Linked DNA regions of Homo sapiens: regions 2 and 3 are each linked to region 1. The links are chromatin loops, found by intact Hi-C in ENCODE. Cell type or tissue: heart left ventricle. All regions are shown on one strand.

Region 1 (2,500 bases):
CAAAAATGGCTATTTTGCATCCTGATTGAACAGCCCAGACCTTGGCAAATATATTATTCCATGGCATTCTTTGTGAGAGTGATATCTTGGAGAGAATAAAAAGGTAAGGCCACCCCTCTGTAGGCAGAAGTGGAGTCTCTTCTAAAGGAAATGAGCTGTCAGTCATTTAAAAGAGATCAGTCCTGGGATAGAAAAGGAAGACTTGGTGGATGAGCCTTAAACTGGCTTAGAGGGAAGCTTCCTTCTCCCTTTGGGGGCCTTCCAGCAATTGAGCCTGAATTTTAAGGCAGAGAATTGCACAGAGCTTCCCAGTGAGGAAGAAAAGAGTAGAGAGTATGGTGGTTAAGAGACCCTGGTGTCAGACAGGCGTGGTGGCTCACGCCTGTAATCCCAGCACTTTGGGAGGCCAAGGCGAGTGGATCACAAGGTCAGGAGATCTAGACCATCTTGGCTAACACGGTGAAACCCCGTCTCTACTAAAAATACAAAAAATTACCCGGGTGTGGTGGCGGGCGCCTGTAGTCCCAGCTACTCAGGAGGCTGAGGAAGGAGAATGGCGTGAACCCGGGAGGCGGACCTTGCAGTGAGCCGAAATCACGCCACTGCACTCCAGCCTGGGCGACAGAGCAAGACTCAGTCTCAAAAAAAAAAAAAGAAAAGAAAAGAAAAAAGAAGACTCTGGAGTCTGGCAGCCTGGCATCGGATGCCACTCCGTACTTGCTAGTGTGTGCCCTTGACCAGTCGCTGAAGCTCTCAGTGCCTTAGTGTCCTCATCTAAAAAATGAGGATCATAATAGCACAAAGAGTTTTATGAGGATTAACAGAATAATACACACAAAATGCTTAGAATACTGCCTGGCACATAATAAGCACACGATAAATGTCAGCTGTTGCTTTTATTACATGGAGCAAGAAGGAAGCCTGATAAAGAATCTCAGAATTGGGCTGGACAGATGGAGAGAGATATGAGAAGTCATAATCAGCCTTTTGGTAAAGGCTCTATCAGAGTTATGGTTCTGTCTTTGTATCATTAGGAGGGAAGACTTACCCCCCATCTCACCCCCTGACCCATCGCCCCAAAGCCAGGTGGAGGCAGCGTGGTCACTAGCAGCTGGTCACTATGCCCCACACTGGTGAGCTCTAGCAGGTCTATTAATATCAATGTGGCAGCATGATGTGGTATCCAGCATCCTCTTCAGAAACATGTTAGGCACACTTTCAGGAGGCCTAATTTCCCATAATTAAGCCAGCAGGGGTGTTCACCATCAAAATTTAGACATTAAAAGGAAGTAAGTTCTACCTTGGCCAAAAAGTGATGAGGCCTCACCATTTGGATTATTCTAGTATAAGTATCCCAACACAACAGGTGCTCCAGACAGGGCATCAGTGAGGAACAGCAGGTACATAACACCCAGGGCCTCCCTGCTCTGCAGTGCTGTGGTTTGGGATGGCCTGGGATCAGCCCTCCCGCCCTGTATCACAGCTGTGGAGGTGTGAAAGCAGAGAGACCAGATGCCAGGAGCACTTACATGCCTTAGATTAGTCTCCGAGGACAATCACAGTCGTAGGACAGATGACGATGTGAGCAGAAAGGGTGATTAGTCATTACTGAAACTTTGGAATACTCTCCAGCCAGTGCTAAGATGATAAAACAACAACAGAAAAGACCTCTTTTCTGCTGGGCAAGCCCCTGGTAACCTTTGCCACTGAACTAAAAGCTTTCAAAGGGCGAACAGAAGAGCCATAAATCTCAGGGGTGACATTAAATATTTGTCACTGAAACACTTAAGACTTGTTTCAAAACCATTCCTTTCTGAAAGTTTATAACAAATAACTGGGTGACTTAACCTCTACAAGAGCATCTCCTTTTTCACTACAAATGGAAACAAATGGTCTATAAAGAGCGGGACCCTGCTGATGGTCAATTCTCAGCCACTGTGTGGTCTCCCAGCCCTGCCCAAATGGGTGAGTTGCCCCTTTTGTTTAGATTAAACTGGCTCTTGCATCCATGACATCAGGGCAGCAAAGGTTTTAACTGGACTTTCTTTTAAACTGCCCATTAATCTTCCCTCCCTTCACCCTGCTGAAAGAATGAGTAAAGTAAATTATTTACATTCTGATGTTGCAAGAACTCTTCCTACATTAAGCTTTCAGTTGAGCCTAAACATCTTTTTAGTGTTTTCCTCACAACCCCTCCCCTTATCATAACTCCATAGCTTCTCAGAGAGATCACCTGTTAGACTAAAATATGACAGGGATACAAACCTCTTCCTAACCACCTGTGTGTGCCCTGGGCACACATACCAGAGAGAAAACGTTTTTAGCCAAGTTCCAATTTTACCAAGTTCCAAATATGACAATCTTCATTCCCAGCATTCTAGAGTTTGCTCTTCAGTATGCCATAATATTCCTTCGGCATCTCCGGAGGAAAACTGAAGCGCATCAGAAACTTTGCAAAAGATGTTCGTTATGCCTCTTGTCAGAGTGAGGAGCAAAGGCT
Region 2 (2,500 bases), 110 kb before region 1:
AGTTTATTTAGTGTCGTCTGAACCTTGGAGGGGTTAAATGAGCTAACCAAGTTCACACAGCTTCAAAATGGTAGAGCTGAGATTCTGACCCAGGACTGCTCGACACCTGAGCAAGAGCACTTAATCACTGCTTAAGGCTCACTCATGTCAGAACAAGAGAGTTTGTAAGTGGACAGGCTTTGCAAACTGTCAAGCACAAGGTAAATGCTGGTGATGAGGAGCAAGTCATTTGTACAACAAGGAAGGCAGCGGTATCATCTGGACGTATGTTTGCCTTCAGGGAGGGATGAATGCCTGGGATTTCAGATCTGATCCAAGTTCAATGTGTCTGGCCCAAGGTTATTTTTGATTCAAGGCCACTGTGTCCTGGTTTCTATCAACACTGAAATAAACACCGCTTTGCAATCTGCGCCTTTTATTAATGATGTGACTCACTTAATGAGGGCTTTGCTGACTCACATCAATCTTCTTTGTAGAAGAGGCCCATCAAGGAATTGTAGACAGCTGCCAGGCTGGATCTACTCTGCGTCAGCGTTTGGCAAGTTCAGCCACCCTGCAAACACCTTTTCTTCAGAAGAGGGGAAAGAGTGAAGCTTCAAGGCTAAAGATCAGCACAACACACACACACACAGACACACACACACACACACACACACATTTAAAAACCTATTTTATTGGGTTTATCTGGACATTGTTGTTGTCGTTGTTTTAAGTTCCAGGCAGCCAAGCAGCCATGGATGGATTACTCTTAAAACCTGATCATAAAATATTGTCCACATGGGCAAAGGCACTAATCAAAACTGTGAAAGGAAAGGTTTGAATTAAGGAAAAAGTTCAATGAGACACAAGGGATTTTTCATTGCAAAGTTTCTCTAATTTTGTATCCCAGGCTGACCCATAAAGGAACAAAATATTCTGCCTTGATGACAACATGTGATTTAGCGTAGTCTGTATTACAGAATGGCCACAGCTTGAAGATGGCAGCATGGTTTCCCCAGAGTCTGGAGCAGAACTTGTAGTTTTGTCTACACACAATGACCCATTGACCATTTTTTCCTGAGGAATTGCTTTTTTTGTTGTTGTTATGTGAAAAAGCTTTGCCCAGTCTGCTAGTTCTTAGGTCTGTTTTTTGTCACTGTCCACATAGAGTTCTTGGAAAACAATACGGGCTAACCCCAAGTTTGGTTGTGAATTTCTTCCATAATAACCCACACGTCTTGTTTTACATGTAAGTTGCTTGCTGTGTCCTTCTCTCCTTGCCCTCCCTATGAGTCACCCACTTAGGTTGGGAGCTTCTAGATAACGACGCCCCTTCCAGGACCAGCATCCGTCCCTTTTCCAACCGCACAGTCCTGCCTGGACTGACGAAGGAAACCTAAAAACAAGGAAAGTTTTCATAAGCATTGCAATAAAAGGAATGGTGCTATTTAAATGTGAGATTATACAATAGATATAACATAGAGTAACACACAAGAATCACCTGGGCAGCACTGTAACTCACCTTTCCAGGATGGCAATTCTGACCTCATAAGAAACATGTAGGGAGTCCCCTTGTAGATTCTATTGTTTCTGGGTTGAGTGATGCTGGAAGTGCGGGGATGCTGAGAGGCTCAAAGAGATTGCTTCATTTAGAGGACTCTCTTTGGCTACCATGCAGAGGTGGAACTGCAGGGCATCTGTGCGGTTCTGAGTTGGGGGTTTCCACAAAACAGTCATTCTCCTCCTCCCCACCCCTGCCTCTAGGCATAAGGAGTGGCAGTGCCTGAGAAGAAGACATGTGGAATTCACAACTGGCCTTGACAGAACACTTGGGCCAGAAGCCAGGCACCAGCAAAGGCAATGGAGGCAGGATAGAGGATTCTCTCCAAAGCAAGATTCCCTATTGCAGCAGGCAGTGGTCACTACAGCAGTTGGCCAGATAGAGAGAAGAACTGCAGAGAGGAATTCATCCTGCCAGAATGCCAGGATGAATTGCTGAAGCATCACCCACCTATCTCGTTATTCGGCTTCTGAACTGGTAACCAGACACCCAGATTAAGAGCTGAGAGGATGACTGTGGAAAGGAAGGGGACAAATATAAGACATGGACACTGTTGAGGGATTCAAAGAAAATGAAAAGAAAAGAAAGGAAATAGCGCACTCAATAAGTAGAGAAGGAATTAGGGAAAATGGTCAGAAACAGTCAGAATGTGGGTGTGTTGGCTGCCATTACCAGTCTTAACAACACCCACAAGAGACAGATGACCGCCAGTTTACAATGGGATGGGCTGCAAGCCCTTGGAAGGGAATACAGCTTCTCCAGGAGGAACATTTTCTGCTTGTAGTCTTCAATTTTAGTAGACTGAGAGTTTAGTAACCCTTACAGGGCTAAAAACAAACAAACAAACAAACAAAAACCAATTTCTCCTAAACTCCAAACTGAAGCAGTTTTAAGTAATGACTTGAAGTCCTGGAATTAGCAAGATATAAAACTTTGGTCCCAAATCTCTGCTCAAAAATC
Region 3 (2,500 bases), 94 kb before region 1:
ACGTGCCTGGGATCATGCAGCAAATAAGTGGCAGAGCCATGGTATGAACTGAGGGAGTCTGGTCACAGGTTTCATGCTACGGAAATGAATGCAGAATGAAGACCTTATTATAAGTTTTCTGAAAAATACAAGAAGAATTTCTGTCAGATTAGCAAAAATGTTTCAAATTATATAAAATCAAGTGATGTGATCATTGAAGGATTCAGAGTCTCCTCTATGCTGTTACTTGAACTATAAACAGATGAAACTTTCCTGAAGGCAATTTATAGTATCTGTCAAAACTGAAAATAAATTAGAAATTTTATACCCTATATATCTTTGTGTATAAGATTACTTATTAAAAAATTGTTGAAAATAGCACAAAATAGACCACAAGAAAAGTCCATCAATAGGGTAGTCTTGAAATAGAGCATTCTATATCTTTGCTATAAAATATTATGGAGCTTTGAAAAGGAATATGAAATGGAAAAATCACCAAGACATATTTTCAGATGAACAAAGCAAACTATAGGACAATATGCATACTAGGGCCCTAACTGTGTTTTTTAAAGATGTAATATATACCCGTATGTGTAACTGTGCACAGCAAAGGGACTGAGAACCATGATCCAACCTGTTAACAGCAATGACTACTGGGAAAATGATTGAGATAGTGACAGAGATAAATGGGGGCTGTCAGGGTTCTTGTTAAACAATTTTATATTGTTTGAATCTCACATAAAAGGGATATATTTATAAATTTAAATGTTTGTTATTAAAAAGAAAAAAAAGTAGAAAATGCAATATTAGTTTCAAAACCAGAGTAAAAAAAATGTTGGCTGGGTGGGGGCAGAGGGGATTCCTTTGACTAAAGAATGCATGCAAGCACAAATGCACATTTTCCTATCTTTTTGTAAAAGGAGTGAGTCTTCTGTATCACGAGTCACTAATGGAAAAAAAAAAAGGATTGAGTGTCTTGGAGATAAGATAGTTTGGGGCTGGGCATGGTGGCTAATACCTATAATGCCAGAACTTTGGGAGGACGAGGCAGGCGGATCACAAGGTCAGGAGATCAAGACCATCCTGGCCAACATGGTGAAACCCTGTCTCTACAAAAAATACAAAAATTAGCTGGGTGTGCCTGTTATTCTAGCTACTCGGGAGGCTGAGGGAGGAGAATCACTTGAACCAGGGAGTCGTAGGTTGCAGTGAGCTGAGATTGTGCCACTGCACTCCAGCCTGGCGACAGAGCAAGACTCTGTCTCAAAAAAAAAAAAAAAAAAGAAAAAAGATAATTTGGAAATGTTCATTTGTTTGACCACTTCTACCAATACTTAATAAAATAAGGGGAACAAATTCTGTCCTACCTTATCCTCACACAGAAGAATGTGAGAGGCCCTGGAAAGAGAATTAACTGGCCCGTCTTATAAGAATGGGGAACAGAGTCCGCTTCATATTAGTCAGCAAAATGAATAAGAATTGTAGACTTGTGAATGAGGAGCCCTCTAGCCTTCCTCTAGAGAAGTGATTCAAATAAAAATTTAAAAAAGAAGAAAGAGAAGTGATTCAATGCTCTGCCTCAGAAGACATTGGAAAGCTGAAAGTAGAAGACTATGTGTTTGTGTTGGCAGGGAGAGACTGGCATTCCAGGAGACTGGTCATTTTAAATATAGCATCACTCATAGCTTGCAGAAAATGCTATCTCTGCTTCCAGGCTTCAGCAACACAGTGCCATGTCAGGTCAGGGGACAAGAGTTAGTATTTAGGAGGAGGCAGTGGTGACAGTGAAAAAAGCAGAAGACAAAGAAATGAGTGCATAGCTTGATCGTTAGTGGTGTGGGCTCTGGGAACATTTGACTGGTGCTTAATCCTGGCTCCAAAACCCAAAAGTTCTGTGACCTTGGGCAAATCGTATAATTTTTACCCAGTTTACTTACTTGTAAAATGGTGATAAAACAATAGTAATTATTTTTGTATAGTTTTTTTGTGAGTAATAGATGAAATAATCTTGTAAAACCGTTAGCAGAATGTCTGGAACATAGTAAATATTCAACATATATTAGGTATTATTAATAATAACACTATGTAGAAAAATAGGAAGAATAAAGAAGACCTACTATTTGATAACAACAGGGTGATTGTAGTTGATAATTACTTAATTGTGCATTAAAAAATAACTAAAAGAGTATAATTTGATTATTTGTAACAAACGGTAAATTCTTAAAAGGATGGATACCCCATTCTCCATGATGTGATTATTACACATTGCATGCCTATATCAAAACATCTCATGTGCCCCCTAAATATATAAACCTACTGTATATCCATAACAACTAAAAATAAAATTTTAAAATAATAATATGACCACTTTGGCTGGGCACGGTCGCTCACGCTTGTAATCCCAGAACTTTGGGAGGCTGAGGCAGGTGGATCACAAGGTCAGGAGATCGAGATCATCCTGGCCAACATGGTGAAACCCTGTCACTACTAAAAATACAAAAATTAGCTGGGTGTGGTGGCA

The links. Peaks named below come from ENCODE experiments on the same cell type or tissue, not always from the same donor. Only the 100,000 strongest peaks of a DNase experiment are listed, where the experiment ranks them.
Region 2: it touches region 1 in a loop (2.7-fold over the local background); 5 of 110 quality-filtered maps call a loop at or near these places.
Region 3: a loop joins it to region 1, with 3 times the contacts of the local background. A loop is called at or near these places in 3 of 110 quality-filtered maps.

Annotation. Positions count from the first base shown.
Region 1 is chr17:13,884,625-13,887,124 of GRCh38, forward strand. The region is part of intron 1 of LOC100506974 (a long non-coding RNA gene); the gene reads right to left. Among named protein-coding and RNA genes, the nearest start is that of COX10-DT, 180 kb to the right of the region's middle. In heart left ventricle, no CTCF peak of the experiment used is centred here; a DNase peak (open chromatin) is centred at 1,457; H3K27ac peaks cover 606 bases.
Region 2 is chr17:13,775,975-13,778,474 of GRCh38, forward strand. LOC107985014 (a long non-coding RNA gene) reads right to left here. Exons shown (of 3, transcript XR_007065628.1): 2 at 1,991-2,053; 3 at 654-1,762. Among named protein-coding and RNA genes, the nearest start is that of HS3ST3A1, 180 kb to the left of the region's middle. In heart left ventricle, no CTCF peak of the experiment used is centred here; no DNase peak of the experiment used is centred here; H3K27ac peaks cover 612 bases.
Region 3 is chr17:13,790,958-13,793,457 of GRCh38, forward strand. LOC100506974 (a long non-coding RNA gene) reads right to left here. Exons shown (of 3, transcript XR_001752796.1): 3 at 1-76. Among named protein-coding and RNA genes, the nearest start is that of HS3ST3A1, 190 kb to the left of the region's middle. In heart left ventricle, no CTCF peak of the experiment used is centred here; no DNase peak of the experiment used is centred here; H3K27ac peaks cover 1,053 bases.